Linked DNA regions of Homo sapiens: regions 2, 3 and 4 are each linked to region 1. Evidence: chromatin loops called from intact Hi-C (ENCODE). Cell type or tissue: IMR-90. All regions are shown on one strand.

What was found. A loop is a pair of places that touch in the nucleus more often than their neighbours do. Peaks named below come from ENCODE experiments on the same cell type or tissue, not always from the same donor. Only the 100,000 strongest peaks of a DNase experiment are listed, where the experiment ranks them.
Region 2: a loop joins it to region 1, with 5 times the contacts of the local background. A loop is called at or near these places in 8 of 110 quality-filtered maps.
Region 3: a loop joins it to region 1, with 5 times the contacts of the local background. A loop is called at or near these places in 7 of 110 quality-filtered maps.
Region 4: a loop joins it to region 1, with 2.8 times the contacts of the local background. A loop is called at or near these places in 7 of 110 quality-filtered maps.

The regions. Positions count from the first base shown.
Region 1 is chr4:113,380,050-113,388,049 of GRCh38, forward strand. It overlaps ANK2 (ankyrin 2), which reads left to right. Exons shown (of 46, transcript NM_001148.6): 46 at 1,408-3,687. The coding sequence ends at 1,422. LOC105377374 (a long non-coding RNA gene) reads right to left here. Exons shown (of 5, transcript NR_199847.1): 5 at 7,444-8,000. Among named protein-coding and RNA genes, the nearest start is that of MIR8082, 230 kb to the left of the region's middle. RefSeq lists an enhancer at 5,429-6,158. In IMR-90, no CTCF peak of the experiment used is centred here; DNase peaks (open chromatin) are centred at 3,282 and 4,722.
Region 2 is chr4:113,102,230-113,110,229 of GRCh38, forward strand. The region is part of intron 1 of ANK2 (ankyrin 2); the gene reads left to right. MIR1243 (microRNA 1243) reads left to right here and starts at 4,634; the gene lies at 4,634-4,726. In IMR-90, a CTCF peak has its summit at 4,047 (motif pointing right); no DNase peak of the experiment used is centred here.
Region 3 is chr4:113,274,018-113,282,017 of GRCh38, forward strand. ANK2 (ankyrin 2) reads left to right here. Exons shown (of 46, transcript NM_001148.6): 15 at 435-632; 16 at 3,820-3,918; 17 at 4,443-4,541. Among named protein-coding and RNA genes, the nearest start is that of MIR8082, 130 kb to the left of the region's middle. RefSeq lists a silencer at 4,386-4,560. In IMR-90, a CTCF peak has its summit at 4,490 (motif pointing right); a DNase peak (open chromatin) is centred at 4,504; H3K27me3 peaks cover 679 bases.
Region 4 is chr4:113,291,653-113,299,652 of GRCh38, forward strand. It overlaps ANK2 (ankyrin 2), which reads left to right. Exons shown (of 46, transcript NM_001148.6): 21 at 764-862; 22 at 1,788-1,886. Among named protein-coding and RNA genes, the nearest start is that of MIR8082, 140 kb to the left of the region's middle. RefSeq lists enhancers at 743-1,262, 883-1,052, 1,263-1,782. In IMR-90, a CTCF peak has its summit at 3,443 (motif pointing right); DNase peaks (open chromatin) are centred at 1,159 and 1,729; H3K27ac peaks cover 555 bases.

The DNA.
Region 1 (8,000 bases):
TTTTGTTTGGACTATTGCTTAAATTCTCGGAGATTCAATTTCTTTATTTGTTATACTAGTGTCTGGCCCATACAACACATTCGTCAAATACTTGTGGAATGAGGACCCGCATTTGGAAGTGTATAGTGAAAAAGGCTGCTCTGCCTATGGAGTAGCCATTTTTTATTCCTTTGCTTTCCTAATAAACTTGCTTTTACTTTACTCTAAAAAAAAAAAGAAGAATATATAGTGAAAAGAATTGAGAATGAGCAAATTACTTTTAAGTACAGTTACAGGAAAATATTAGTATGACTTAAAATTAATATGACTATACAAAAGTTATAGCTCCTGGCCCAATGTGGTGGCTCACACCTGTAATCCCAACACTTTGGGAGGCCAAGGTGGACAGATCATCTGAGCTCAGGAGTTCGAGACCAGCTTGGCCAACATGACAAAACCCTGTCTCTACTAAAGATACCAAAAATTAGCTGGGTGTGGTGGCACACACCTGTAGTCCCAGCTACTCAGGAGGCTGAGGCCAGAGAATCGCTTGAACCCGGGAGGCAGAGGTTGCAGTGAGCCAAGATCGCACCAATGCACTCCAGCCTGGGTGACAGAACGAGACTCCGTCTCAAGAAAAGGTGTTATAGTTCCTTTTCTCAAGTAACCACCAGTCTTATAAGGGAGGCAAGTAAACAACAGACTGTTAAATGGCAAGAAATACACAAAATGAGCAACATATGTGAGGCTTGGAGAATCCGGAGGAAGCAGTTGTCTCTCAATGGCTTTTCTCTTTTCCCCTTCCTCCCCCACCATCTCCATATGAAGCCTTAGAGACCTGGGCAGATCTTCATCTTTTGTTGGGAGCCACCTTCTTATATATTGATAGACTAATATTTTAGTTTTTAAAGACATATGCCTCATAAAAAACTTCTCTGAAAACATAATTTTGGGAAGTTTGGGTCAGGGTATGACTGTAAGGTTTAAGCTGGCAGCCAAGGTGTTTCAAATAAATTAAAAAAAGGTTTTTTTAGCCTGTCAAAAGGTACTTGTGGTACTATTTCAGAATTAACCAAACTCTATTAAGTAAGGGCTACTTAATCAAACCATGAATGATTTTATGGTTAGTTTTTGAGAAGATCAAATTAAAGCATGGTTTCATTTATTTTAAATTTTTCTTAAAGATTTAAAAAATACTCCTTGTTCCAAAACACATTTTAAAAAAATCTCATGAATCGTTTGAGAGAGGGGAGCCATGTTTAAAAGAAAGACACAAAAAGATGTCTATAGTTTGTTATGCTAATAGTTTGCTGTGGAAACATCTAAAGGTAAGACATTAGGTACTCAGTGTAATGGTCACCTTCATTCCTAACAGCTGCCCTCTGGCAGTGAAAAGAGCGTAATTCTCTCTTGTCTGCTTTTCTCCAGGACAACAATGAGTAAAGCCATCACACAGAAGAGGGCTGTGGTGAAGGACCAGCATGGAAAACGCATTGACTTGGAGCACCTGGAGGATGTACCAGAAGCACTAGACCAGGACGACCTCCAGCGCGATCTCCAGCAGCTCCTTCGGCATTTCTGCAAGGAGGACTTGAAGCAAGAGGCCAAGTGAGGGGCTGCCCAGTTCTCACACCAGAAACCACACATTCACTCAATATGCAGCTTCCTGTTTCAGTAGGGGAGTGACCTAACTGGCCTAATTAATGGGATACCCCGACATTTCCACTGTTAGCAAATATACGGCATTTTGCTTTAGTTTTCCCCCATCCTCTTTAACTATAAAGCTAATTTGTGACCAAAGATGGCATCCTTCATACTGGATGCTGTATCCAATACTTTGTTGTGTCTGTGCTAACCTGGGAACTGGCCACCTCCATTGTTCTTTGCTTCTGCACAAGATCCATGAAAATCCATTGATCAGAAGAACTTCACCTGCAGACCTCTTCAAGTGACACTATGTAGGAATCCTTCCAAGGAATATCTATGTACAATGTATATAGCTGAAATGCTCAGATGAACAACATATTAAAATTAAAACCACTGCCTATTGTAACTACACTGGGCATCAGAATAAAAGGCCTCTAGAAATTGCTGAACAATGGTTAATTAAGATATTGCTAACACAATCGAGTGATAATACAGTTTTACTGCAAAAGAAGCACTTCAAACCTATTATGTCCTTAGAACTTCCAGAGTAGCCACTGCTCCCAGTTAAAGGTGGGTCAGTAGCCTTGCAGAACTGTCCTGAGAAGTTATTGCTGGTGCTGGCCAGCCATGGCTTAGGACTCCAACAGCCACTCTGAGGGAGGGGAGAAGGGAGCAGAGGCCACGCAGAATGAACCGATGGGGTATTCAGTTGCTGGCAGCTACATTGTGTGGCATTCTAGCATCTTCAGGTCTTTAGATCTTGGACAAGTTGGCAGGGTATTTTAAAAGCTATAACTACTGTAGTTTTCCAGTTTTCATTGCTGCTTTAGCAAACCACGCTGTCTTACAGTGGTACTTTCTTCTGGCCACTGCACTGTAGATAATTCATTGGAAACAAGATTTACCCACTACATAAAAGGTTAAACTCCTTCAGTATGTTGGAGTGGTTTCTTTTTTTTTTTCTTTCTTTCTTTTTTTTCTTCAGGTTTATATCTTCTCTAATACCTGCATGTGGCGTTTAAAAATCAAGACCACGGTCAAACCCCTCTTCTAATCACATTAATTGTTTCCATTCTTTTTACCCTGAGTGAGCACTTTTCACTTTCCAGCTAGGTCTGTTTTTCAGCTTGCAGACAAGATTGAGAAATCCTTGAAAATTTGGTTTTGGTTAAAATTTTTGGTTTATTTATTTGAAATCCACACTCCCTTGGAAACTCTTAAGTGCATTTGTGCACTTCTGTTTGTTTGTCTCAAAGAAGGGACTGTAACAATCTGAGTAATTTCCATGTCCTCTTCCTTATTCCTCTAGTGGTTGAAGCTGTGTAGCATTTTAACATATATATATTCACAAATATATTCATATAAACAGTATACATTTTGAATCAGTCATTTGTTAAAGAAAAGTATATTCAATGAAGATGAAATTTAAATAAAAAAGGACAGAGTCTATCCTCCAGGGATTGAACATTTTCCAATTATCTGGTCTTTTCCTGTTGTGCAAAAATGACTCATTGCTCCGAATGTCAAAAACAAATGCGACAAACAATGGCACTTCATCATTTAAAGTAATGTTGCCAAGAGAAAAAATTTCCTGGGAGGGAGGTTTCCCACAAGCCAAATCTCCTAAGCCTCAAATGCTAGCACTTTTTGGCAGTTGGATAGGAAATGAGACATTCTTTGGCAGCCAAAATAAGAGAGGCCGATGGTGAAACTTTTTGAGACACCCTATGGCCTTCTTGTCAAAACCTTCACTGGAGCTCAAGAAAAGCATTTCTGTTGTGTTATTTGCAGTGCAGATGATGTCTGTGTAACAACATAATGGTTATTCACCTTTTTTTGATTTTGATTTTTGCTGTGTTATCAAAAACTTGAATACTGTGAGAAGAAGTGAATTTTCAGTTGACGAATCAGCATCTTGTTCCCATGGTGATAACACTAATTGAATATATCTATGAGGGCATGTATTAGTTAATGGAAAAAAAAATACAACACTAACAATACATAGCTGCAATGTGTACAATGGCTGATTTAATTAAATAAAATGTACAAGTGTTAAATGTGGCAACGGTGATTTGTTCTTCTTTATCATGAATCTGTGATTTCAGGAGAATAAGAGGTTTTAAAAAGTTGAGCTAGACTTGAAACCAACAGAAAGACACAAATTGCTTTTTTTCTTATGGTTTTTATTTAGTCGCTGAATATGCTATATGCCTGGCACTGGATTAAGCACTGGGATAAATAGATTTTGCCTCTGCCCTCAAGAAATTCTTATTGTTCTTGTTATGCAAAAGAAGAAAATGAGGATTTTTGTTTTGGATCACTACTAAATGAAAGAAAATAGGAATTTGGGGACTTGCAGGGGATGAGAAAGGGTAAGTGGGATTGGCAGCACAGCAAGACTGGTTTGGTTCTCTCCCATGAGGCCATGGCTGTCACTAAATACTTTCTGTCTTTGGGAACAGCAGTTGGCTCTGGAGTTTTCTTTCTGTCTTAGAGCCTGAGAATTTAAAATTAAATGGATATATTAATATAAATAAAGACAGGGTAGGACTATGGAAAATCAAAATCAGTTGTGTGTGGAGAGTTTTGTTTCATTTTTTGAAAAATCCCTTTACTGTTGCTTTAATATTTTTTACAGTAAAAACAAAACAAAAAAGACATGATTTAGAAATTGAGTAGGTTTTATTTAAATCTTATCTGGTATGAGACAGGAAGCTCACTGGATCTGATTTCTATCCTTGGTTGATTTACAGGTCTTCTGAACTTAAAATACCAATTATGCTTGACATTTTTCAAAGAAAACAGTTAAAAATAATTCCAAAGTAGGAGTGTCTGTGTGATCATCTCTCTCCTTCTCATTTGTTTAATGTGCTGTACTTTCTACTTACAGGAACTCTGGGCTTGTGTTACTTTGGGTTTGATTAAGGAAATCAAAGCATCAGAGAAGATTCAATGTCTTCTCATGTTTAATTATTTGCTGTGCAAAACCCATTTTTGTAAAAGAACTTCAGTGAGTCATATGCCGTTTTACAGAAGTATATTTAAAGGTAGGGTGGGGGAAACTTCCAGACTGAGAGAAGATTATGCACCACTCATAAATCATTTGTATTAGTCATGAAGAGGTGAAAGTGACATATAAGCACTCGGAAACAGGCTTGAATTGAATTTGAAATTAGTTTGCTCGTGGAGTCACTTGATTTCTGTAAGCATGGAGAGTCTGGGTGTGGGCAAGTAGTCAGGCAAATGAATAAATCAGATAAAGAGAAGTTAAACGTAGGTCTAGTGAGAACCAAAATCACTACGAGGTTCTCCTGAATAACAGAATAAAAATGAACTGCTTGCTTTCATCATGCTCTAAAAGAAAATATTTCAAAGTCTATGTCTTTGGTTGCCACCTCTGCTTAAAAACTATATGCTCCTTCCTTCATTTAAGGTATCATTTCTCTTTCTAATCTAATTGAAGCTAGAATTACAATCATAGACTGAATCACCAAAGTAAGAAAATCTTTTAGATATCTGTGCGGTGGGGATGGAGGGGGCGATGTCCTGAACACAAATTAAAATACTCCTATTGGGTTATACTCAGGCCTTCTGGGAAAAACAAAAGTACTCCCTGGCTTTAAATTAGTTCCACAGTATGAAGTAAATAGTGCATATGGATAGACTTTGGATGGAGCTATTATCTATGGTAAACAGAGACATTTGGCAGTGGCACATGTAATATTTCAAGAGATGTCTTCAGTCACTGGAGACATTCAGTTGTTCAGTTCATGGAATGTTTCCATGAGGCAATGTGACAAATTGGTAAGTGTGTTATCTTACAGTAAGACCTGGATTGGAATCAGTCCAGCTCTGTCTAGCCCCCTTCCATGACTTTGTAAAGGTTTATCGACTGGATGACAATTTCCTCATCAGTAAAATAGGAGACACTGCTACTAGCCTTGGATGCATCTCACTGCTCCAGGCAGGGAAGGTCAGCCAGCCCTGGCCTGTCTGTCACTCCTTAGTGTAGAAGAGCCCCTGTTGTGCAAGTATCCTTGATGTCCGTTCATTGTGGATCCCTGTTTGTGACCCTCTGCCTCTTTGTGTAGGAGTCAGCCTCGGGGTAGGTGTTAAAGGCATTAGCTTACCCCTGTAGGTTAGAAAATACAGTTAAATCTTTTCCTATTATAATGAGAATCACAGGGATGTTGTCAGTTAAGCCCTTCGATTCACTTCCCATTTGGAGGAAGGACTCTTCAGGATCTCTTTCTGTTTCTTCAGTGGGCCCTGTATTAGTCAGGGTTCTCTAGAAGGACAGAACTAATAGGATAGATATGTATACGGGGAGTTTATTAAGGAGTATTAAATCACATGATCTCAAGGTCCCACTATAGGCTGTCTGCAAGCTGAGGAGGAAGGAAGCCAGTCCGAGTCCCAAAGCTGAAGAACTTAGAGTCCAATGTTTGAGGGCAGGAAGCATCCAGTGTGGGAGAAAGATGTAGTCTGGGAGGCTAAGCCAGTCTAGTCTTTTCACATTTTTCTGTCTGCTTTATATTCTGGCCATGCTGGCAGCTGGATTAGATGGTGCCCATCCAGATTGAGGGTGTCCCTGCCTTTCCCAGCCCACAGACTCTAATGTTAATCTCCTTTGTCAACACTCTCACAGACACACCCAAGATCAATACTTTGCATCCTTCAATCCAATAAAGTTGACACTCATTATCAACCATCACAGGCCCTTATAACTCGGTTCTGGTTTCCATTCCTTTTTCTTCCCCCACACTCTCTATTTTGAGGTGTTCTTTTTTTCTTACCTGTCAAAACTGACTACAGAATTGGAGAGAGTCACTCAAACTCCCCTACTGAATGGCTATGCCCCCATTAGCAGCAGGTCCTCCACAGCTGCTACAGAGCATTGTGGGCAGGGTCTGGGCTTGACTGGAGGTGGCTATGGACACCTCAGCTGCCTTTATGATGTGCAGAAAAAACTGAATCATGATATCCACAAAAAATACACATACGCATTGTGCCAGTTTTTCCTGGCTGTTGATCAGAACTCAGACCTCGTCTAGGCTGTGCTACAGAACTCACATGGCACTGGTACAGCAGCAACTTCTGGATGAAAGGTGCCTTGTGTGAATTTTTCAAGTGACTCACAGATAGGTGATACCTTGGAGCCTTAGAGAACGACCATAGCATACCCTTTCTCCTCAAAGAGTCAGGGAGATAATTTAGAGTCTATTGTTCTAACAATCCAATTTGTGTTCAGATTAATGTAGTAGTTTCCTAGGGCTGCCATAACAAAATAGCATGAACCAGATGATTTAATCAACAGAAAGTCATTTTCTCACAGTCCTGGAAGCTAAAAGTCTAAGACTGAAATATGGGCAAGATTTTTTTTTCCTGAGGTCACTCTCTTTGGCTTGCAGACCACCACCTTCTCGCTGTCCTCACATGGACTTTCCTGTCTGTGTGCCCACATCCCTTATGTCTCTGTGTATGTCCAATTTTCTGCATTTTGTAAGGATGCCAATCATATTGAATTACAGCCAACCTTAATGGCCTCATTTAACTTAATCACCTTTTTGAAGACCCCTATCTCCAGATGCAGTCACATTCTGAAGTAGTGGGTGTTAGGGGCTTTGACATGAATTTGGAGGAGGAGAGGACACAATTCATCCCCTAACAATTGGGCTTAATCCAAAAAACAAAGCCCTCTAGGTATTTTAAGAAGGAAGGGATCTAATGCAGGGGATTAGAAACTCACACCAGTGTCAGGAGTGCCACAACAAATGAAGGCAGGTGTAAACCAAAAACGATCTGAGACAGGTCGCAATCAGTTTAGAAATTTATTTTGCCAAAATTGAGGACATGCCTGGGAGATAGGTCTGTGCCTTCTTCGAAAATAATTTTGAGGGCTTCAGTATTGAACGGGGAAAAGCAGGCTGGAGGAGGAAAAGGAAGGGTATGATCACACTACTAAATTCACATGCTGCAAGGGAAAAGGAGCAGGTAGGGGAATACTCAATTATGTATTCGTTTGGCACTCAGTAAATTGGCGCTTTACATAGAGTAGCTACCCGTGGGGATTTTTAACCTTTTATTGTAGCTATCTGCTTAGAAACAAAAGGAAAGTCAGTGTCTTGCTTGACTCAGCTTTCAGCTTAATTTTTTCCTTGTGGCATAGTGCATTGGGGGTCCCAAGCTTTTATTTTCCTTTCACACTGAGGAGCTACTACTGCTACGAAGAAATCCACCAGTGCAGAAATCAGAAATCCAAGCTGCCACTGAAGGGCTCAGATTCATGTAGCAGCAAAGTATATGTTTCTTAGGAGATAGCCCATATATGGCTGCAAAAACACTCCATGTGTCTTCTGCCAGAGTCCATGCAC
Region 2 (8,000 bases), 280 kb before region 1:
ATATTTTGGTGGAAAAATTTATAAGACTCAGGGATAGATTGAATGTGGACAACTCCCAGGTGTTTGGCTGGGTACTATTCACTTAGATGGGGAAGCCTGGAGAAAAAAACATTTCGGGGGAAAAAATCCAAAAATAGTATGTGAGACATCAAAGTGGATATGTCAGATGGGCAGCTCAGAAAAGAGGCTAGAACCAGAGATAGGAACTTTGGATTGAGCACATATATGAGATTTACCACCATGGGAGCAGATGCTGCTGGTGGGGCGCATGTATAGGCTAAGAAGAGAGGAAGCCCCAGGACAGTTCTGAATTTGAGTTCCGATAGAAAAGGAGGACACCTCAAAGAAAACTGAAGCAAAGCAGAAAGACCATGAAAAGAACAGGAGAAAGTTGAGTGCCAGAACTAAGAAAAGAAAATTCCAAAAGAAGGAAGAATGTCCAACTGTGAAGTGCTGTTAAAAAATCAGATAATCTGAGGACTGTCAAATCTCTATGAGATTTGGCAACGTGGAGGTCACTAGTAATTTAGTAAGATATTTCCTAGTATCTTAATCACATACCTAGACGGAACTGAATTTCTAGATATCCTCCTCTTTATTGTTCTCACCTTTTGTTCCAGGACTAACTTCATTTTCAGTTCCTCTTCACTTTCCCAAGTTATTTTCCTATCCATCTATTCTCCTCACTTTGGGCCAATAGAAAAGTGTAACACAGGGAGGAGGGGAGGTGAGGAAAAGAAAACAGGACAAAAGTTAATGCAACATGGTATTTAATTTTGTGCATTCTTCACAGAATTGCTTTTCCTCCTTGTATTTGCCTAAGTATTTCATTTACTTAGAAAAACAAGTATATTTTAATTTTAAAATATTATCTGTTTCATCATGCTCAACATAAATGTAATCCTGTGTTGTCTACTCCTGAAGTGATTAAACTATAAATAGAGCTTTCTTTGCAACTTAATTTGCTATAATCCTTAGCATAAAATGAAGATGTCCTTAATGTGGAATGCAAATACTATGATATGGCTGATGTCATGAGGACTTGAAACGTTTCATCCTCTTTCACTAATTTTTTTTAAACATTCATATAAGAAAAGCCTTGGCATTAAATGCTAAGAAATAGGTGCTTAGATGGCCAGAAATTGACTGGGTTTGATGGCCTTCATGATACAAAAACATCAACTGTTTTAAAAATAGTATTATCTAAGACTGAAGATTTCTTTTAAGTGAGAAATGTATTTTGAAATTAAGGAAAAGAATGTCAGTGATGTTTTAATGGCAATTTTTGAAAGTAGTCAAAAGACACTCCAGTATATATCGTCATGAATTTATGACTAATGACTAAAATAATTTAGAATTCTGCTTAGCACTAATCAAAATCCAGTTAAAAGACTGCTTTTGTACTTTTGAAGCACGTAAGATCTTTGGAAATGCATTACTGAATATTATTTGTGCTTTTAATGCTTCATCAACATTTAGGAGTACAAGCTTCCATTGTCAGTGTTTTAAAAGTCAGCTATGTAAAGCTGATAGAGTATACATATTAAATATATCCATTAGTCATTCTCAGGAAGTGGAATATGTACACACATCTGAATATTTGCTTAAATATAAAACAAGAGTAAGATGTTTAAGCTTCAATGTAGAATAAAATACTGATATTTGGGTTTTAGGTTAAAAAATATTAGTTGTGATTTTTGTCCCCCTTTTCCTCCATGCCTTTGATTCCTTCCCTCTGAAGACAGACAAAATCCTGACTTAGGCAGTATTTTTTAAAATACCAAGGGTCTCGGAAACCTAGGGTTTGATAAGTAAGAGGAACAGATCAAATTCTAAATCTCCTTTGTCCACATTGTCATTCTCCAGCTTGTTGTTCTTTTCAGTGGTGAGGTAAGAATATAACTCCTACTTAATGTTCCTGTTCCTTAGGTGAAACACTACCACCTTTTGTTCAAAAGTTAGATGCTGGGGTTGTTGCTGTTGTTGTTTTCTTCTTTTCTTCCTTTACTTTTTAGATTTTGATGGAGACGTGGTAGGAAGTCTGGGCTGGGAAATGAGGTGAAAAAGAAAAGCAATTAGTTTGTCTTTATACAAAATAAAACCTTCTAAAAAACCTTATTATCACAAAAAAGAGCTCTACAAATCTAGATAGTTGTTTTGAAGAAGAGAAGAGAATTGTGAAAAACATGTATAATTTGGGAGGGCTGGGCACAGTGGCTTATGCCTGTAATCCCAGCACTTTGGGATGCTGAGGCAGGCAGATCACCTGAGATCAGGAGTTTGAGACCAGCCTGGCCAACATAATGAAACCCTGTCTCTACTAAAAATACAAAACATTAGCTGGGTGTGGTAACACACGTCTGTGGTCTCAGCTACTTTGGAGGCTGAGGCACGAGAATCGCTTGAACCCAGGAGGCAGAGGTTGCAGTTAGCTGAGATTGTGCCACTGCACTCCAGCTTTGGTGATAGAACGAGATTCCATCTCAAAGCTAAACAACAACAACAACAACAATAACAACAACAAAAACATGTATAACTGGGAAAAAACTGAAAGAGAATGCAGGATCATAAAAATATAGCAAACAAAGTGAGTGGGATTTAAAATTAGTGGAATAAGAAATAATGGGTAACAATGAAGAACATAATTTAGGTAATAGTATAGTATCTTGGGAGCCCTCCTGGAAGTATCTAGTTATGGACAGTGAGCAGCAGAAACAGGATGTAACTCAATTCAGCATACTTGATGGTTGTGGTAACCCTAGAAAATGACTCCAGGAAATAGGTGAGAATCCAATCAGATTGAGAGGCTAATGTTCATGACAGGGGTGCCCTAGCAGACAGGCAAAGCTGAATAGAAATTCAGGAGGAGAGGAATTTTGGCTATTTAGTAAAATTATGAGCAGTTGGTCATAGGCAAATTTTATGAGTAGGTAGCCCTTCTGAAGTCTTAGGCATATAATTAACCTAGGTTGGAATTATAATTAGACATCAAAGTTTAAACTTTTTTATCTGAACCGAGATGCAAAAGTAAATTGGTTCTGTGTTCTGGAGAATTGTAAAAGAATTCCTTAATTCCTTAGCAAAATTTGGAAGTCAGTATCAAGTGGTGAGGATAGGAAAGTTGAAGAGACTGTGGACCAGGCAAGACCTTATCAGTTGATTTAGGAAGCAGCAGTGACAGAGGCCAGACAGGTAACAAGAGAAAAGAGAAGGTGGAAAGTAAGAGACAGTTTTAATTGCTACGATAGAAAGATGGGATTTTGAAAAGATTAGCTATATGGAATAAAATTAACCAAAAATTGATCCAAGATTATAAGAAACTATTTCAAGACTCATTAATTTTACTATTGCTGTCAAACACACATTAAATCATTTTCCACTTGGGTCAGCTATAGGCATGAAGGTTCATTTGTGAAACAATTTCTGTAGAGTATTATTCCATGATCTGACATGCTTCACAAACTGTGTTTGTACATCCAACTTAAAAGCTGAATAGTCTATGGTAATTCTGCCATCATGTTTGAAATTTTCTTACCTTAAACAAAAAACCTGATCATATTGTATTACTCAAATGTGTGTAAGACTAGATTTAACTTAATGTGTACTAGTGTACAGTGTGAGACTGCATAAACAAACTTTAAAGAAATTCGTTATACATATTTTGATTTAACCTACAATGAAGTTAAGAGAAATCCTTAACCCCATTAGAGATTTGGGAGAGGGATGTGGCAACTGCTAACTTATAAATATTTTGCTAATGCTTAAATTTTACTAGCTTTCTGTCAATTCCTATTTTTACTCAAAAAATTATATAGTATTTAAATTTATAATTTGTATTCAGTTATTCTAGCTTACTATTATATGGTATGGCTTGACGGAAAGGACATTGTCTTCTTCTCTTCTGCAAAGCAGAAAAATATCCACTAAACACAAAAATATACACAGCAAATGTTAAAGTAGCCCTCTAAACCTTATGAAGACTTTTAAATCCTCAAATAGTACTTCAGAGCAACTGGATTTAATATCTTTCATCCAGCAGAGGGCTACCAAACTCCATTAGTTTCTGTGAACACACATGACAAAAAAATTCAGATGGGTTATTTCAGTGGTTTTCAGATTGTTTTAAGCAGCAGATCCTTTTCTTAAGATAGAGTTTTACAGTGTGGAAGTGAGATACACTCTCTGCTTTAATTGGAGAAGGGCCTCCAAGCTGCCTCTCCAGAAGGCCCAGAGAGGTGTGGAGGATAATTGAAACCCTCCACTCTGATTTATCCAAAAATACACTCCCACATTTAAAGTCAGCTCTTTTTGGGATCAGTCGTAATCCTTAATGCTGACACCGCATGGAAAATATATAAGCAGAATGATGCCCAAGTTATAGAAGTTCCTCTTCCTGGATTTTGTCTTCAATTGTAACTGTAGTTCCTACCGTGTGGTTGTATGTGTTGTTAGTTTGTTTTTGTTTTGTTTTGTTTGGGAAAGGTGACATTTCATCTCCAATCTAATGAGTGAGAAAGATGCTTATTCTGACAAATTTTCTTCACAATATTTCATAGGTGTGCCAAGCTGACAGATTGGTTGACTCTGTACTCTTTTATTTTATTCCTGTAACTGGGCCAGTTTCTGCCCTTAACTAAAACTGGATCAATTATAGGAGTGAAATAAAGGTCCATCTCCTGCCTATTTATTACTTTGCTTTGGTAATAAATCTATTTTTAAAAGAACCTATTACAGAGACTTCCATTTGGAATTATGCATACTTGGTGTCAAATGGTGATTGTTCTTTGTTGTGTTTTTCCATTCGAAACAAAGCTTTTGTGAGGCGTCCCTTTATTCTGATTAAGGCCTGGTGTAAATCTTTGATAATGAAGCCCATTAACAAAAATGACTATAAATAGCTCTACTTCTATCAGGGATATTAAATACTTTCTCAAGCACACATGCTCACTGATTTTAAGACTCATTCCACAGTGTTCCAAGTTGCGTGTTAGATTTTTTTTTTCTTGAGACGAAGTTTTGCTCTGTTGCCCAGGTTGGAGTGCAGTAGCGTGATAACGGCTCACTGCAACCTCAGTCTCCCAGGTTTAAACGATTCTCCTGCCTCAGCCTCCCAAATAGCTGGGATTACAGGCACATGCCACCATGCCTGGCTAATTTTTGTATTTTTAGTAGAGATGGGGTTTTGCCATGTTGGCCATGCAGGTCTTGAACTCCTGACCTCAGGTGATCTACCCACTTTGGCCTCCCAAAGTGCTGGGATTATAGGCATGAGCCACCGCGCCCAGCCAGTGTTGGATTTTATCATTACCAAATAGTCATAAAGAGTGTGAGCTTATTAATGATGCTGACCATTCAAAGTGATCAGCAATCTCTTTGCACACACACTATCTCTGGGGATGAGTCTATCTATTTCCAGTCCATCCATCTTGTTTTGGTCTTGTAAATCTACTTTATTATCTTATGCTTTTATATTCATGTTTTGTTTCAGAACAATAATCATAGTAGTATCATTTATTGATCTGTTACCAGTGTTTTACATGTGCTATTTCACTTGGTTCTGTTAGGTAGATATTGTCTTCATTCATGTGAAATGAGATTGAAGCCCATAAAGGTGAAGTAATGCACCCAACATAGAACCCAAATTAGGATTCAAAAACCCAAATTTGATGCCCTCTACCACATAAAGAAGCTTTATTTCATAGCAGTAGCAAAACCATTATTTGATCAGTTAATAAAAAAGATGGTTAAAGTGGAGAAAAAACTGATATATGCGTAGTTTAAACATTTTATTTCAACTTGAAACACGTAAGTTGGACATTCGTTTACCAATGATCTGATGTCCAGTCAAGACCTTTTATTTAAGTATATTTTATTTAAGAAGTTTCCAGAATTTGGGGTTTAGCTTTGTGTTTTTAAAAATAAACAATACCTATTTGTAGGCATTGTCTCACTGGTTTGTTATCTGTTAAAGGCAGTCAGTAATTAAAGACACTTGCAAAACAATCTGATTGTAGAACTTCTAAATATTTTCGAAGCTTCCTCCCCAATCTTTTTGATTTGTTTCAGACATACCCATAATTCAATAGCAATATTGTAGAAATTCCTTTTTATTAAGTTCTTACAAAGCATGCATCGTAATTTTCATAAAGCAATAATTTTTGGAACTCATTTTTATTAGATAATCTAAGATTTATTTAAATTATGTAATTGCAATAGCAACTACAATAGGATCAAAAGGTTTGGGATAAACATACTTGACTCTTGCTGAGCATATAACTTTACTAGTGGGAGAAGAATGTACACATATTATAGAATGGCTAGTAAGCTACAAGCTTTTAATGTATGGTGGGCATCAGTCAGCATTTATAGAGAAAATGGAAACATTTTCTTAAGTAAAGTTTCGCTGAGAGAGCTTCTACTCTGTTTTTCAAGAAATTAGGGGAGAGAGAGAATTTACTCCTTGTCTGTGAAGACATGGGATTTAAGCTATGTGTATCACAGGACTTGAAACAGAAAAAAAAACTCTACAGATGTTTTTATTTTACAAAGTTAGTTGGGTTAAATATTGCCCAAAGTTTCTACCTGAACCATCAAGTTTGGTTTTCATAAAAAGCTTTTAATTTGTGAGAAAAATGTTATTTGAATTCTTTCAATTACATCTTATCAGATTTTGGTGATGCTTTTGAATTCTCAAATGTTTCAAGTTGCAATTCTCTGTTAAGATTTATTACATCATTATCAAAACTTTGTATTAAGAAAAGAGTATATCTTTCTGAAGTCCCGTAGTACATATTGTTTCTGCCATTCATTTGATGCTTATATTTCTCATTTGCTAACATTTATAATCATCTGTTCTTACGCAAAGCAGTATGTCTTGGTGGAGAGGTAGTGGAAAAAAACAAAAAACACCCATGAAATAAATCTGTACTCAAAGAATTCAGCTTGCTTAACTTCCCAACTAAGTGATACTACTTTGGGGAACCATAACTGCTTTCCTTACTCCATCCCTTTTGTTTCACAGTGCCTTGTTCACAGCTCAATTATTTGAAGTCTTTATAGATCTGTTTCTCTCTTTTGTTGTTTCTGCTGTACACCTGGTTGTCTTTGACATTACTTCTGCCAGTCTTTGTGGTCACAAGTGACTTGTGGAGCATTTTAAACCAAGTTCGAAGCTTGAGTTTTGTTGTAAGTCTCGGCAATAAAACCCAGGTTATAAATCTGCTGAAGGTCTCGTTATTTATTATTCTGCTCTTACCCTTAGAGTATTGCTTTTTGAGGTCTCAGATGACTGTGAAGAGGGCTCCCTATTGGACTGTGCACCTTGTGTGGACATTGACCTTCGATATCTGCCTTCTTGCCTGGAACTTTTCAAAATAAAAGCTCAAGTTTGCAGGGAAATGCACTTAGGAAACAAAAGCAATTTCCCTGCTTGCTTATCTTTCAGTGGTTCCATTTTCCTTCAGTTTTGCCTAGCAATTCCTTATTATCATTCCAGCTGTTTGTTGCTTTTAAGAAGTTATTTATATTTTATCCAGTATTTCTAGTTTGTTTCAGCAGTAGTGTTTGTCTGAATACCTGGCTCCTATTAGCTGGAAACACATGCTGTTCATACAGGTGCTTAGTGTTTTGGTTGTTGATGTGATTTAGAAGTGATATAAAGACCATGTCACACAAAAAAGCTCAAACATGCTTTACCTCTGAAAATGTGGTTTCTAAAGAAGATTTTATTTAATTTTATACTTAGGTTTCCATATTTATGGAATATGAGTTTGCACGAGTGGGCATAAAATGAAAAGTGCTGGTCATGCTGTTATTAGTCCGTTCTCATACTGCTAATAAATATATACCAGAGACTGGGTAATTTATAAAGGAAAGGGAGATTTAATGGACTCACAGTTCCAAATAGCTGGGGAGGCCTCACAATCATGGTGGAAGGCGAAGGAGGAGCAAAGGCACATCTTACCTGGCCGCAGGCAAGAGAGTGTGTGCAGGGGAACTGC
Region 3 (8,000 bases), 110 kb before region 1:
TTTTCCAGCATCCCTGGTTCTTTTTCTTTGAAAGAGTTCCCAGAATAAATCCTGTTTCTAAGTGAAAACTCTTGGATGAGAATATAGGTCCTAGGACTTTTGGACTAGATTTTATTCTTATTCCAAACCATCAGTTAGTTTATATTTAAACATAAGTGAGGCCTAAAGCCTTAATGAGTTGAGAAATATTTCAGAAAGCAGTGATCAAGTTCATGGAAGTATATGCTTTTTAAAAATCAAAGGGAGACTTTGTGACCAACAGGGTCACTGCTGTAGCAAAATATAAAATATGCCATGGTTAAAGCAGTAATGATTTTCTTTTGGGTGGGGTTCCTAGAGATTCCAAGAAGACATCATGAAATATGTGAGTGAAACATATCACCAGTGAAGTTCTGTCTGCCCGGCACTAACTTTTTACTTGGCTTGAGTTGTAGGAGGAACAGACACCTTTACATATTGCCTCCCGCCTGGGTAAGACAGAAATTGTCCAGCTGCTTCTACAACATATGGCTCATCCAGATGCGGCCACTACAAATGGGTACACACCACTGCACATCTCTGCCCGGGAGGGCCAGGTGGATGTGGCATCAGTCCTATTGGAAGCAGGAGCAGCCCACTCCTTAGCTACCAAGGTAAGGAGAATGACATCATGAGAACATGGACCAAGAGGATTCCTAAGTCATGGCCTTTCTGCTCTACCACATACAGAATCAAGAGGGTAGATCTCCTCAGGCCTTGACTTACTTCCTTCTCTACATATTTAAGACTCATTGTCTAAATGATTTAATAGAATTGTGAGATTCCGTATATCTTCAATAAAGAGTGCTGAATTTCATTCTAATTAATGCCAATGTTTCTAGGACAGGTATCTAGTACTCTAAGATGATTTTCACTTTTTCTTCTCTTTTATTATAAAATCCATAATATATTCTTAAGAAAAAGATAAATGAAATCCCTAAATATATTGAACTGGTAATACTAATGAGGAAGAGGGTACTGCATTAGATTGGCAGTACTATATTTGCTGTGAGTTATAGTACCAGATCGAAGCTCAATTTACTTGTACATTTTCGCAACCCTACTATTAGCCACCACTTATTTGACATTCTCATTCCCATATTAGTTTCCAACTTTACCAACTACACTTTTGCCTGGGTATTTACAGTGTTTAAAGAGAGCTGAAGCTGGAAAATCACACTTCTTTAGTTGTTATTGACATCGAGCAAAGAATTTTACTTATGTTCCAAGTTTCATGACAGGGCAGAGTAATTTTTCCCATGCTTTATACATGCTGTTTGACATTCATAATTTGGAGATGACTTAGAATAAAACATGAATATACTCAGCTAATTAGAGCAAAATTAATTGAGCCAGTGCAAGTGAATTTGTCATGGGGCAAAATAATTCCCACAAATGTAACAGTGATTCAGATTAATGAAAGGACAATTTCAATTCTCTCATAATCAGTAGGTATAAGTACTTCATCCAGGGAGAGGGAAAGTTGCAAATTTAAACTGAGATAGTGATGTGGCATCTGTCCTCTTGTAAGTAGGAGCAGCCCACTAGCTGTTATGGCTTATCTGGTTGCCTGTTATGACTTACCTGGTTGCCTATGGCTGTAAAAGGTATTTTGATATAAGAAATTGACAATTATTGAAGTTCTGAACTCTGAAAAGTTGGAAGGATTTTAAAAGTTCTTAAAAAAAAAAAAAACTAAGCAACAAATGTAGTAATAACCTGAGAGATTTGGTGATTGTCTTATCAGAGGAGGGTGTAAATCATCAAAATTAAGATACATAAAATACAGAAATAGATAATAAAACGTAGTCTTTTGTCTGTCAAAGATATTTAGGATTTAAAAAATATAACTATATCCATGGTAAATTAGGGCGATAAAATAGAATAAAATGTTAAACAGTGTTTTTTTTTTTTTTTTTTTTTTGAGACGGAGTCTCGCTCTGTCGCCCAGGCTGGAGTACAGTGGTGCGATCTTGGCTCACTGCAACCTCTGCCTCCCGGGTTCAAGCGATTCTTCTGCCTCAGCCTCCCGAGTAGCTGGGACTACAGGTGCCCTCCACCACACCCAGCTAAATTTTTGTATTTTTAGTAGAGACGGGGTTTCACTGTGTTAGCCAGGATGGACTCGATCTCCTGACCTCGTGACCCACCCACCTCGGCCTCCTAAAGTGCTGGGATTACAGGAGTGAGCCACTGCACCCGGCCAAACAGCATTTTAAGAGTTCAGCTGACTAGGGCTGAACAGTGGTTGATTCATCATTATTAAAGACATTTAAGAGGGTAAATGAAATCTTGGTGAGATTAACATAAAGGAAGAAGGCAGATGTGTGACTCAAGAGATGCCTTCTAACTTTGGTTTTGTTATTCTACAGTAGATTTTATGTATTTTTGTCTAATAATCATTTCCAAACTTATAAGAGTTGGATCACTATTCTAGCAAGACTTTAAAGATAAGGAGTTTATGTTTTCTTCCTCATGATGCAGTTAGCCTCAAAGAACTCTGTTTCATCCTGAGTATCACCCTAATCATTGTGTGCATTGAGTGGAGGGAGGAGAGCTCTAACCACAAATGCTGGTTTATATGGACAATGCAAGAAGGAATAAATACTTCCTACGTTTGTCCCACACTTGGAAAAAACCAGAAGATTCGCTCTCTTCCAAGGATTTATTAATACCAAATGTTCAAAAAAGAAGCAAAAAGAAAAACGTCATCTCATTTAAAAATAATTTGTCTGGAGACACCGAAAGGGCAATATTGCTTCTTGGGGGATATTCTGTGTTTATGATGGGGGCTTAAATGGTTCCAGGATAAGCCATGGCTTAGAGCACCTAACCCAGGCATATTTGCTATGTGTTTTACAGGCCCTGATCGGTGTTAGAATTCCCCCACTCCCACTGTAGTGCCAGAAGAGCATGTGGTTAAACTGTCTGGCCAAGAGGATGGATTTGACATCATGGTGTAGGAACTGTGCCATCCTCGAGATCTTAGTCCAGAGACTTATCTGTATTTATAACACACTGCTAATTACAGAGTAAGGCCATTGGTTAGGCACGGAAGACACTGAATGTACACATATCAACATGTGTAGGAGAGCAGCCCTCTAAAAAAAGCTCTAAAGCTTCAGTGTGTTTAAAAGTCTGGTGTTAATCAGCCCAACATCATGCCAGAAGTAGAACGTATTTTACAAAAGCAATTGGTCTTTTAGACAGTGTGAGTCTTTTGGGAAAGGGGACAAGTCAGGATGGGAGTTGCTTTTTAATAGTACATGTTTTTTGTTCTATAGACCATTTATCTTGCCATTTCTGCAGAAAATATGTCAACTAATTCACGAATACTTGTTTTTACTATGGCTGCCAAAATATCCTAAAATTTAAATGAATTTGGAATTCAGGTGTTATAAAAAGGATTGAAAGAAAGAGAAGGAGGGTTGGAGAGAAGGCAGCTGTTGTTTCAATTCTATTAATTTTAGAGGCAAGAAAAGGCTTTTTTTCCCCATTCACAAATTGGAGCCAGTTTACTGACACTAGTGGCTTTTAAAAATCCCAAACCTATAAAGTCAGATTTCAGTCTCCAAGCCCTTAAAATAAAATTTCTTTTATTCAGTCTATCAAGCCAAACTTTTGTATGTTAAATTGTATTCTTTTTCTTTGTCCTTGTTCATGGCTAACAGATTTAATGCTACCAGTATTTTTTCCAAATGAAGAATCAGTATACTTTGCTCAATATGTTAACAAATAAAAAGATTTTTTGAGGAGTTACAACAATAAATACGATTTTACTTTTGTTTCTCACATTTTCAGAAGGGTTTTACTCCCCTGCATGTAGCAGCCAAGTATGGAAGCCTGGATGTGGCAAAACTTCTCTTGCAACGCCGTGCTGCCGCAGATTCTGCAGGGAAGGTAAAGATTTTCTATACGTTATAATTATGTAACAGTGAAGGTGATAGATTAGGAGATCTGTAAAGACATTTTTCTCACTTCTCTGAAAGGAATGTGAGAGCAACTGATGAAACTATCCCAAATAGACATGGTGGCGATGTCTTCCATGACCGTCCAGGTACATACACACTGATTCAGAAAGCATTTTGAGCTGTGCCTCAAAGTCTTGTCACAACAGCCCCAGAAAGTCTCTATATTAAGAAGAATCCCTGCAATGTTAATGTAGTATTTCTTACATAGCAGTTTAGACCTTTTTACATTGTGACCCTCAAGATCCCCTTTGCTGGTGGTATGCTCATTTTCAATTTTAGTTATGTTTTTAATATGAAAATTATTAGGGATTTGTTTATTTTCGTTCTTTTTTCTATTGACTATATTAATTCATTAACATGAATTTAATCAATATCAGTTTCCAGGCATCCTGGTAGCTTCAGGGCAGCTAACCCTAATTTATTAATGCTGAAACTTAAACACACCCTTTACAGAACGGCCTTACCCCGCTCCATGTTGCTGCTCATTATGACAACCAGAAGGTGGCGCTGCTGTTACTGGAGAAGGGTGCTTCCCCTCATGCCACTGCCAAGGTGAGGACCACAGAAAAGGATTTACAGGCATAGGGTGTAACTATCGCCTGAAAACACATGAGAATTGTCTTTTAAACACATGGTATAGTATAACTGCGACTAGTCCTAGCGATAGTAGCTTTTGGTATTGACACCCTTTTTTTTCCCTTGTATTTCTGCCAGTTGCGTCTTGAAAATCTTTTTTAAGATTTTTTAAGAGTCAGCAAATATTAAGGGGATGTGCCTATAAACCAGTAGAGATGAATCTTATTGCTAACATTCTGTGTGTTAGAGAATGAAGTCTGAATTTTGAGAACTGAGAAATAAAGTCATTAACATATTTTCTCTTCTCTCCTATAAACCAAATGCTATGATGAAAATGTCCTTTTATACTCTCATTCTTTCCGACTTCAAACTTCTATTTGTTTCTTTGTCTTTTTTTTTAATGTTTTACCTGTGTTAACTGTAGCATGGATCCCTCTAAGTCCCTAGATTCAGAGGTGGTGGGAGGATGCCTTTTTGGTGTATATCTAGCACCAAATTCCGAAACAGCTCCAACTAAGACTTGTACTTACGGACAGGGCATTTCCCACCATTCTAGTTGGCCCCTTATTACACTGAAAATATATATGAATGTCGTATAATGCATAAAGTCCTCATTGCGTCTTTCGTTCATTAATTAAGCACAGCTATTTTGAGAACACATCAGGGTTTATTTAAAAAATATTGATTGTAATGGGAAAATATTTATGCTATATTAGACAATATAATAAAAAAACTGCCACCATTTATTTGCCAAACACTATGCCGAGCACTTTACAGGCAATATCTCATAATAACCCCATGAGACTGGTATTCTAATGATCTCCGTTTTGCAGATGAGAAGGTGAGATTTAAGTAGGTTAATTTTCCAAAGTCATATGAATAATAAGTGTTAGAGCTTGTACCTGTGTTTGACCTCAGGCAGACTGACTTTAGAGCCGGTGCTCTTAACCACTAGGTCCTTTGTGCCCCAAAGCAATAGAGGGAGATTTATTCCACTTCTGTTATACAAATATATACATATATACTCATATGCCTATTTAAATTTTATACATATTATAAATAAAAAATAGGATATATACATAAAATATGTTCTGTATAATATATATTTTATATATAAATATATTATATATATCATAAATATATAACTTTGTACACATACATACATATACATCTACATATATTTATATCTTTTTGATGCCAATAAACAGTTTATAATAAAGTACTTGAACTGTCAAAAGAGGGTGCCAAATGTTCATAATTATCCACACTGTTCTTACTCCTCTTTTTTCTACAACCTCATCAATTCAGCACATATTTTATGTCTTTCTTTACACTAGATTATAAGCTACTAGAGGAGTGTTCATATCATATTCATTTGCATATCTATGAGGTGTTTAATAACATATGTGAGTTCCCAATAAATTTGGATGAAAGAATGAAGATTGAGCAACTATGGAATAAAAATATACCTGCTCACTTAACATACCAGCATTTTTTTTTTCATTAGCTTTCCAGGCTGACCATTCTCAACATAGATACAAAAGACTTCATTAGTACTCATGAGTACTTTCGTTGAACTCTTACAATGTGCAAAGAAAGGATTATAGGTACTCAATGGGAGGTAAAATTGTAAAACGTGTGTTCTCTTTCCACAAGGGACTCTCAATCTACTTGTAAGAGAAGACCTAGATTATAAAATAATGTGTATAGTTTTCCTAAGGAGATAAACATAGCCTTGATTTCTAGCCTCTACCTTGTATGGTCCTTAATCTTAGGCATGCACGTACCGAGTTCAGAAGATGACATAAAGCATTTGTCTACTCCAGAGTCCACAGTAGGATGGGTATTCTGGGAATGCCTCTCTAGTGTCTTTCACTTATCTGCCCCAGCCTGTCAATGAACATGAGCCCTTCATCTTTGGGGCCACTCCTAGAGGGCTCCAGATGGTAAGATCCCCACTGTAGTCTCCACTTTAGACTCTCTTTCTGCTCATTATAATGTCTCCTCTCCTTAATACACACGGTCCTTTGGCCACGAGAACTTTGCTTCTTTCCACCAGAGTCCAGAACCTTCTCTTAGTCTTTATTGGGAGTGCTGCAATTATTTGAGTCCAAAAATGTTTCCTCTTTGTGGAGTAAGAGGGCTTTTCAGATCTTGTAGGTTGAGTATCTACCAGGCAAACCTCCTCCATTGCCAGAATTGACACCTTCTTTGATGATCGCTTATGTTGTTTTGCTAAAATATCCCTGTACCTAACCTTAGTAGAGCCCATGCTGTAGGCAGTGGGGTAACTAAGACTAAAGAAACACATTGTAGCAAAAAGAAGTTGACTAAACTTATTTGGTCCACAAAAATCTGTGTGTCCTTTTTTTCAATAGAGTCTATGGACACAAATACAGTATTTTGAAGCATCTGGGACCTCTGATCAGACCCTGAAAAGGCTTCCAAGCTGAATTTCCTTCAGTTGCTTCAGGAGAAACATTGTTTGTCAAAAATGAAAGATACTTATTCTTGCTTGGAGAAATGGGGACAGAGTAGATAATGTAGGGTTGTGTGAGGATCAAGATTTGATGATAGCTCATAAAGACATTTAAATTCTCAAAACACTTTTTTATTTTTTGGTACACTTTGCAGTTAGCTTTAAGGAAATAGCATGACCTAAAAATACCTCTCAAGTTTGATTACAGGCTCAAACCTGTAATCCCAGCACTTTAGGGGGCCAAGGTGGGCAGATCGCTTGAGCTCATGAGTTTGAGACCAGCCTGGGCAACATGGTGAAACCCCATCTCTACCAAAAATACAAAAAAATTAGCCAGTCATGGTGGTGTGTGCCTGGAGTCCTCGGTACTTAGGATGCTGAGGTGGGAGGATCACTTGAGCCCAGGAGGTGGAGGTTGCAGTGACTGAGATGGCACCACTGCGCTCCAGTCTTGGTGATGGAGCCATACCTTGTCTCAACAAATAAATAAATAAAACATCTCATGGTAATCTCACAAGAAGCACTTGGTCATTATGCTCTCTTTCCCTTCAGCATGTCACTGAAGGGAAAAGCCACTGTTTTTAATTTCTATCACACATTTTGAATGGAAAATTCTACCGGATTTGATAAAGAAAAGGAAATAAAACAATATATGTTGCAGACTTACAGTTGTTCCACATTTTTTTCTTTTAACTAAACATGGGGTATAGAGTTTTGTTCTTGTAAGCAGAGTATGAGTTTTCCTGTCCCTCTCCACAAACTCCCGCCCGAAATAAGTAGCCTCATATTTGTACTTTCAAAGCAGCAGGTTATAAAGAAGGGGAGATCTAGGATTTGAATGGACCACAAGATTCATATAAGCTAATTTTGTTGTTGAATATATTTTAAATTAGAATGCAACCCATTAAAGACAGGGATCATGTCATGTTCACCATTGTATTCCCACACCTAGCACA
Region 4 (8,000 bases), 88 kb before region 1:
CCACTCAGAACTTAGAGCCCAGGACAACTGGGTCTGAAACATATAGATAAAATTTTATGAGAAGTGAAGCAGGTGGATTTTAATAAATAATAGCCATTGTCTGGTAGCCATTGGCTGTCATAGTCTTCTGCACAGGATCTGAACCTCGCCCGATTGTGGAGAAATTACTTAACTTTCTTATTTTCAGTTTCATCACGTCTGAAATGGGGAGAAAAGCTGTTCTTGGAAAGGAATATAAGATTTAGATTTACTTTCAATGATTTAGAATCCCTAAAGCTAAGCCAAAGGTTAATTATTAGGAGAGTCATGATGAACAAGCAGTGGTTTATATGACCCTCTGCAACCTTCAGTTAAAAACAATTTTAACTCTTGTTTCCCAGGGAAGAAATCACAGATAATGCTGTTTTCTTATTTTAAATCTCTCTTCTCAGCTCAGATGTGAGCAGAAGTCGACTGCACCCACCCCCTTCACCTTCTTAAGGGAGCCCTCCTTTTTAATGCTAACTGGTTAAAATGTAATAATAGTTATCATTTGGAGTCTGTTAATCTTGTTTCATCAGCTGGTCTCTTCTCTTTGCTTAGCAGACCATAAGGTGTGAGGGAGTGTTTGCTGCTGAGAAATGGGTTGCTGATCATCTTGGGCTCCAAATAAAGCATCTGTGATGGTTTTGTTGTAAATAAGACTATTCAAAATGAAGGCTAACCTAATTTTCCTCTCCCTCTGCCAATCGGGTGCTGGGCCCGCCACCACTGTCCTCCACAGAACGGCTACACGCCTTTGCACCAGGCCGCTCAGCAGGGTCACACGCACATCATCAACGTCCTGCTCCAGCATGGGGCCAAGCCCAACGCCACCACTGCGGTAAGGCAGACGCCACTGCCCCTCACCACGCTTTCTTCTTTTTCCTCTCTTGCCCTGGTGGCTTCTTGTCTGAGCTGAGTGAGGTCAGATTCCTCCTCTTTAAATAAGCCCCCTGGACTCTGGAAAGCCCCAGATTTTTGGGCAGGCTTTCCAGAAGTCAGTGTGACTTCCCCAGAAGTGCTTGCCCTGGGAGGGAAAGCAGTCAGCCTGACTCTTTGGCTCTCTCTGGAGACGGGGGCCCTCCGCTTGGGCTGCTGGAACGTGCTCTGCTTACAGCTGGCTCTCAGATGTGAGCACAAATTGACCCCCCCTCGCCTTCTTAAGGGAGCACAGTAAGGGAGCTGCTAGCTTAAACAAAGCTCATTGAGTTGTGGAGCCATTGAAATGTAAACTAAGCGGTGCAATTAAACGAACTGGGATCCCGAGTGGCCTGGGTTGGATGCAGCCCGAATTGCTTGCCTGTGTTATTTTGCTGCACAGTGAGCTTCTGCACAGCTGTAGCTAAATATGTTACCGTGTTCCCGATGGTAACATCTTACCTGCAGCAGATGGCCTGACTTCTGATGAGGGATAAGTGTACCTGGTACTTGCTAACAGGTTTTGGAGACGTCATGAGGCACTTTCTTAAGTGCAATACAGTATTTGTAGAAGATATTTGACAACCTTAGGGTTAAAGCGTCAAGTGCTTCTTATTAAAAAGAGCAAGCAGATGCAAGCTTGTTGTGTTACCATGGTGACCTGGCCTATAGTCTGAAGAAGTTACAAAGACAGATTTAGACGTAATGGTAAAAACTAGTGATTTTCCTAAGCTGTGCCTTGTTTTGGAAGGAAATGCTGGCTGATGCAGAGCAGCGGGTGAGCTCATTGGCTCACATCGCAGTCCTCTCTCTTATTTCTCACTCTCTCTCTTTCACTCTCTCTTCAGAATGGCAACACTGCCTTGGCGATTGCTAAGCGTCTGGGCTACATCTCCGTGGTCGACACCCTGAAGGTTGTGACTGAGGAGGTCACCACCACCACCACAGTGAGTATGAGTGACTGACTAGCTTCAGCCCTGTTATTCTTCGTTTTCAAACTAAATACATGTACAGTACTTTTTCACTCACAAGATGTTTGGAGCTTTTAGTTTTGAACTTCTTTTTGTTGAAAGTATTGTAGCACATACATAGGCGTATGCAGAAGTAAATGGATTCACACAAGGAATACAGGGCTTCGGCTTCCTTTACTCAGCATCTATCCCTATAAAAATGTGTGAATATAGTTTTATAATATTTAATTCCTTTTTCTGTGACTGGCTTCTTATTTTCTGGCTTCTGTGCCCTTTCCTTTAGTTGTGTGTGACACCTACCGCTGGCAAAGCGGTAACACACTCCACTGCAAACTTACCTTAGCCAGGAGGTCAGGCCAGCCTCTGGAAAGACCCTGCTCCTCCCAACACTGTGCTCATGACTGGATCAAATGGACTCCCAGTGAGAGCAATTCATCCTTACTTTGCATCTTATTTCTGATTATTATTTTTTAATTCAAAAAGAGAATTCCTTGTGCTTTCTAGGTAAATTGTTTCTGTGTTGTGAAAAAGTATATTTTAAAATTTCTTATTTTCTCTGTTTTGAATACAACTGCTGACTCTTCATGACAAATCAGTGATTATCACTGGCCTTTGCTAGAGAAACTCTAGAAGAGTAAAGACCATGACAATATTGAGTCCTAATGCTCCTGTACCATTCAGTGGGAGCAAAGTTTAAAGGAGCCTCCTGAGAGGGGGCTCCTACCTGAAAGTGGAAGTGCTATTATATTTGCATTTATTCACTCACTAACTTTCTACTTTAAGCATGGATTAAAGAATGGCTCTTTAATTTAGCTTCGTAAAGTAGAAAAGTAGAACAGTACGACATGAGAAGCTCTTCAAAGACAATAAAACCACAAATGAACAAATAAAGAATTCTGAAGGAGGTTCTAGTAAATGCTCCAAACTAAAAATGCATATAGAGTTTGAAATGCTTGGTGTTTTTGACAGATGTGAGGAAAAAGAAAGGAATTTTGTTCTTCAGGCTGACAGTAAGTTCCTGTTGACATATATTGAAGTGATGGAATACAGTTGGTTTAACGTGCAGTTTTAAGCAGAGTGGCCTATGATTTATTAATGAGCTGCAAGACACAAACTGAATTTAGATGGGAAAGAATAGCACTGCTTGTTTTCTGAAGCAGAATCTTAAAACCTTCAGCCAGTTCACCACAATATTTTTAAAGATTTAAGGTATAGCTTTGATAAATTATATAGGAGAAAAACAGGTCTTGTCACTGCCTAGCACCATACTTGTAGGTCACTATATTTAATGGCTTTTTCTTATTTTATGATTTCTTATACCAGGAAAATCTTCATATTAAGGGCCTACACATATATGCCACTTCATTTGATATCTTTAAAACAAGGTGTACATCACAATACGTGAAGCCTTTAGTGGCAAGATTGGCCAAGCACACCTGTTCTGCCATTAGAAGTCATGTTTTCTCTCAACTTTTTACCTTTTCCCTGCTCTGGGAATAATGTATGTTTATTTTACCAAGTTATCACTAGATGGCAAGCTTGTATCTCTTGCTATCTTGTACCTACTTTGCTTCCATTCATTTCATTAACTGATTTATTCCTTCATTATTTATTGGATATAAAATATGTGCTAAGTTCTGTGCTAAGTGCTGAAGAATTATCAGTGGTGAAAACATTACTCCTCCCCACCAGCAACTTCAGTGTCATGAGAGTAGAGAATGAGACTCAGGCTTGGTAAGAAAATACATTCATATTTTACTCAACAAAACTATGGAACTTATATGTCTGGTTTCAAAGAGATCTCAGGTTTGTAGATATTACTCAGGTGAATGACTTCAAACAAAGATCTATATTTAAAAAGAAGAGCAAATAAGCATTCTCTGGTTTGTCTCTAAATACTGTAATTGCTGTCTCAGTGTCCTTGTCAGAAATCAGATACAAGATCATCTCTCTACCACATCTATCTCTGGAAAAGATGGGATGAAAATTCCTTTTAGAACCCCCTCTGTGAGCTTTTTTTCTTTTCTGGTAACTATTATTCTCTACATTCTGTAGCTGAGCATTGCTCCATCAAAAGTCGCTATACTTAGAATTCAAGTTTCTAGGTGAAAAGCCAATAAAAATAGAAAACATAACAGCATTTCTCCTTTCAGTTAGGACACTAAGAAATCATTGTCCACATGAGCTAAACAAGTATCTCTGTTACCTAAATGGATAGTTTTAATGGTTACATGTTTCGATGCTGGTCTCTCTTCACTGTCTGCTGCTCTTTGAACTGGTTTCTCTTATAATTGTGAGCTTAATTGTTTTGTGAAATGGAATTTTGGGGTAAGGATTGGAAGAATAGACTTATTCTCATCTATTCTGGGAGTCTTCTTACAATAAACTTCCTCTCTTTGGAAAGAGATTTTCAATCATTCTTTTCCCACATAATATTTTTTCCACATAATGTATTGTTAATGATATTAAAAACAGTAATATTTAAGTTTAAAAATATGTAAGGCATTGAGGGAAGATCTAAGCTTCAGATTTAGGTTGTCGGGTTTTAAAGCCCATGTTCTTAACCTTTCTGATATAACTGACTTTGGTTTTGCTGAAAATAGCTTAATAGGAATTTTGTGAAGAAACTGTTTTCACCTAATTTTCAACAAAAAGAAAAACCACTTAAATAGTGCTCTTTATTGATTTTTGTGGGAGAGTGATATTCAATATCATTTTCTAAAATCTACAGTCACAAAAATAATTTGAAACTACTGATGATAGCACAATAGACAACTTAATAGTTAAGTAAAATTAATAAAAGTTAATGTTATTACCGCTCAAATGCAACAGTTGCATTACACCTGCACAACTGACATACTAATTTAACATGAATTGGATTTGTATGATGTGCCATATGAGCAACCATGTAGTCCTTTTGATCAAAGAAAGTTTCCTTTCCTATTCTTTCTTTTGAGTTCTTTACCCCAAAGTATGAATAAAGTCGTTGTGTAGAGACCAGAATAAGGCAGTAGTTTGTAAAGGAAAAACCACTTCTGTAGAAACTTCTGAGACATTTTGGAATCGTAGTTTGTTTCCTTAACCTTTGCTTTTCTAACTTTACTTTGTGAGATACAGCAGGGAATATGAGACATTTTAGCATTCTCCTGGGATTACAATCACTACATGTTTGCCAGAATGGATATCAGAATGGTAGAGACACATTTCTGGTGACAGAAGCCAACAAGCCCAATCCACTAATGCAGCTTGGAAGAACTGTGACATATGACTCATCCTTCCGCTAATTGATCAACCATCATCAATTATTTCTATTATTTGTATAATCTTAAAGTGATTGTGTTTTATGTTGCATATAATTGGTATGCAGACCATAAATTACTGAATAAATTAGTAAAATAAAAATATTATCTTATATTATTACTTGAACATTAGGGAATAGTTCAGTAAACTCAGAAAATGTGAATATTCTAAGTCCTAAATCTTACCTGATGCCATAAGTCAGTTAACATGAAAATCAGGGGAGGAGGGGATAGAGGAGTTGTCTAATGGGTACAAAAATACAGTCAGATAGAAGGAGTAAGATCTAGTGTTAGGCAGCACAGCAGGCTAACTATAGTTAACTAAAATGTATATTTCAACATAACTAGAGAAGTGGATTTGGAATGTCCCCAAATCCACTGGGGAGGCATTTTGGCCTCCCAAAATGATAGGATTACAGGCCTGAGCCCCCGCTGTGTATTTTCTTAAAAAGACATACTTAGTGCAGAATCTTTTTAAACTTTTGACATGTTTTTTCAACCTGTTATAATTGTCTCAATTACATCTAATTGGGTATTACTTTCAGTGACTCACCTTTGTTAGGACTTTAAAAAGAAATGATAAATGTTTGAGGTGATGGATATCCCAATTACCCTGATTTGATCATTATACTTATGTTTATATCAAAATATCACTTGTACCCCGTAAGTATGTACAACTGTGTATCCACAACAATTTAAAAATTTTAAAAATAGGAGCCATAAAAATGGCAATACAATAAATACTTGTAAAGTCATTTGACACCTTTTGAGGTAGAGCCAAGATCTTTTCTTTAAATATAGGTCCATCGATTAGAAATTAAATTGCCATTCTTGCACAAACAATATCAATACCTATTATATTATGTATATATATGCTATAATATGTATATTTATATGATATTTGTATGTTCTGTGTACTTTCCTTTTCTTTCTTTTTTTTTGAGACAGGATCTCACGCTGTTGCCCAGGCTGAAGTGTAGTGGTACTATCACGGTTCACTGCAGCTCAGGTGATCCTCCCATCTTAGCTTCCAGAGTAACAGGGACTACTCGGGAGTAGTAGGTGGGCAGGTGCCACCACTCCTGGCTAATTTTTGTATTGTTTTGTAGAGACGGGGTTTTGCCACGTTGTCCAGGCTCGTCTCAAACGATCCACCTGCCTTGGCCTCCCAAAATGCTAGGATTACAGTCCTGAGCCCCTGCTGTGTATTTTCTTAAAAAGACATACTTAGTGCAGAATCTTTTTAGACTTTTGACATGTTTTTTCAACCTGTTATAATTGTCTCAATTACATCTAATTGGGTATTACTTTCAGTGACTCACCTTTGTTAGGACTTCAAAAAACATCTACCCTAGTTTTTCTAGAAAAAAAACAGTATTTACATAATATTTAATTTAGTTATTAAAGTTATATTAATATGTATGATTGGTATAAGTATGTTTAGAAACAAAAACAAGTTTAGCTTGAACTCCACTGATGGAAGCTATGGATGAGGGCCTTAAAAGGTGGCATCATAACCAAGATCACTAAGTATGCTGTGGTGGCTTAGGGATTATGTGATATAAATGCAATTGGTGACCAGGAGGATTGGCTGAGTGAGGGTTGGCTAAGTGAAGATCAGTTAAACACACAGTTTCTTTTGCATAGAACAAATCAGATATTGACTACTATTTGTAAAGCAGAATGTTAAGAACTCCTACTTTATTTTCTACATTTTTCATATCGTGATTAACAATATAAATTCATTATTAAATCTCTCTTCCATCTATTATATACCATTTCTTTTGCCATATTATCCGATTTAATTATATCCCATTAAACTTGTACTTAGTGTCCTACTCATTTTAACTTTTAAAGTAGTTTCTAATCTTGACCATAGTATCTTGGATTCTGTAGCAGAAAGAGATGTCCATGATCATTTCACTATAGCCTTGTTCTCTATGTACGATTCAGAGGTAGTTGCATAAAACCATGTTTATGTTTAAATAATCAAGTTTTCAAAGGACATTTTGTTTAAAAGGAAAATATGTATTCATTTCTTGTTACATTATACATATGTAGGACTACTTATTTTCCATCCATTCAACAAATATTTAATGATGGCCTTCTAAAGGTCAAATACCTTCTCATGTATAAATGATATTATATTTACCACATTGCATATAGAGGCCATTTTTAATATCTATACAGAAAAATATCCATGACCAATATGATCACAGTGTATTACTTTTTCTGTTGCCACATATATTTGCTGATAATTCTGATAGCATTCAGTGACCAAACTGAAGTAAATTATTGTTTCCACTCTTACAAGTACAAAGAAAATATAGTCCCATTATCAGCACCTGAAAATAGAAACTGAGACTATCAGGCAATGAAACTTAATCATTTAAAAAGTATCTCCAGTAATTATTTTCAAACAGAGAATCATCTCCTTATTGAAATGTTTACTACGAAGGACAAATACTCTAAAACATTTCTGCAAAAATTAACTTTCTAATACAGTCTAATATAGTAGACATCCTTTCACATTTTTAAATATTCCCAAAAAGTTGAATAAAGGTCAGCCGCGGTAGCTCACATCTGTAATACCAGCACTTTGGGAGGCCGAGGTAGGTGGATCACCTGACGTCAAGTGTTCGAGACCAGCCAGGCCAACATGGTGAAGCCCCATCTCTACTACAAATACACAAATGAGCCAGGCGTGCTGGTGCACACCTGTAATCCCAGCTATTTGGGAGGCTGAGGCAGGAGAATGGCTTGAACCTGGAAGGCGGAGGTTGCAGTGAGC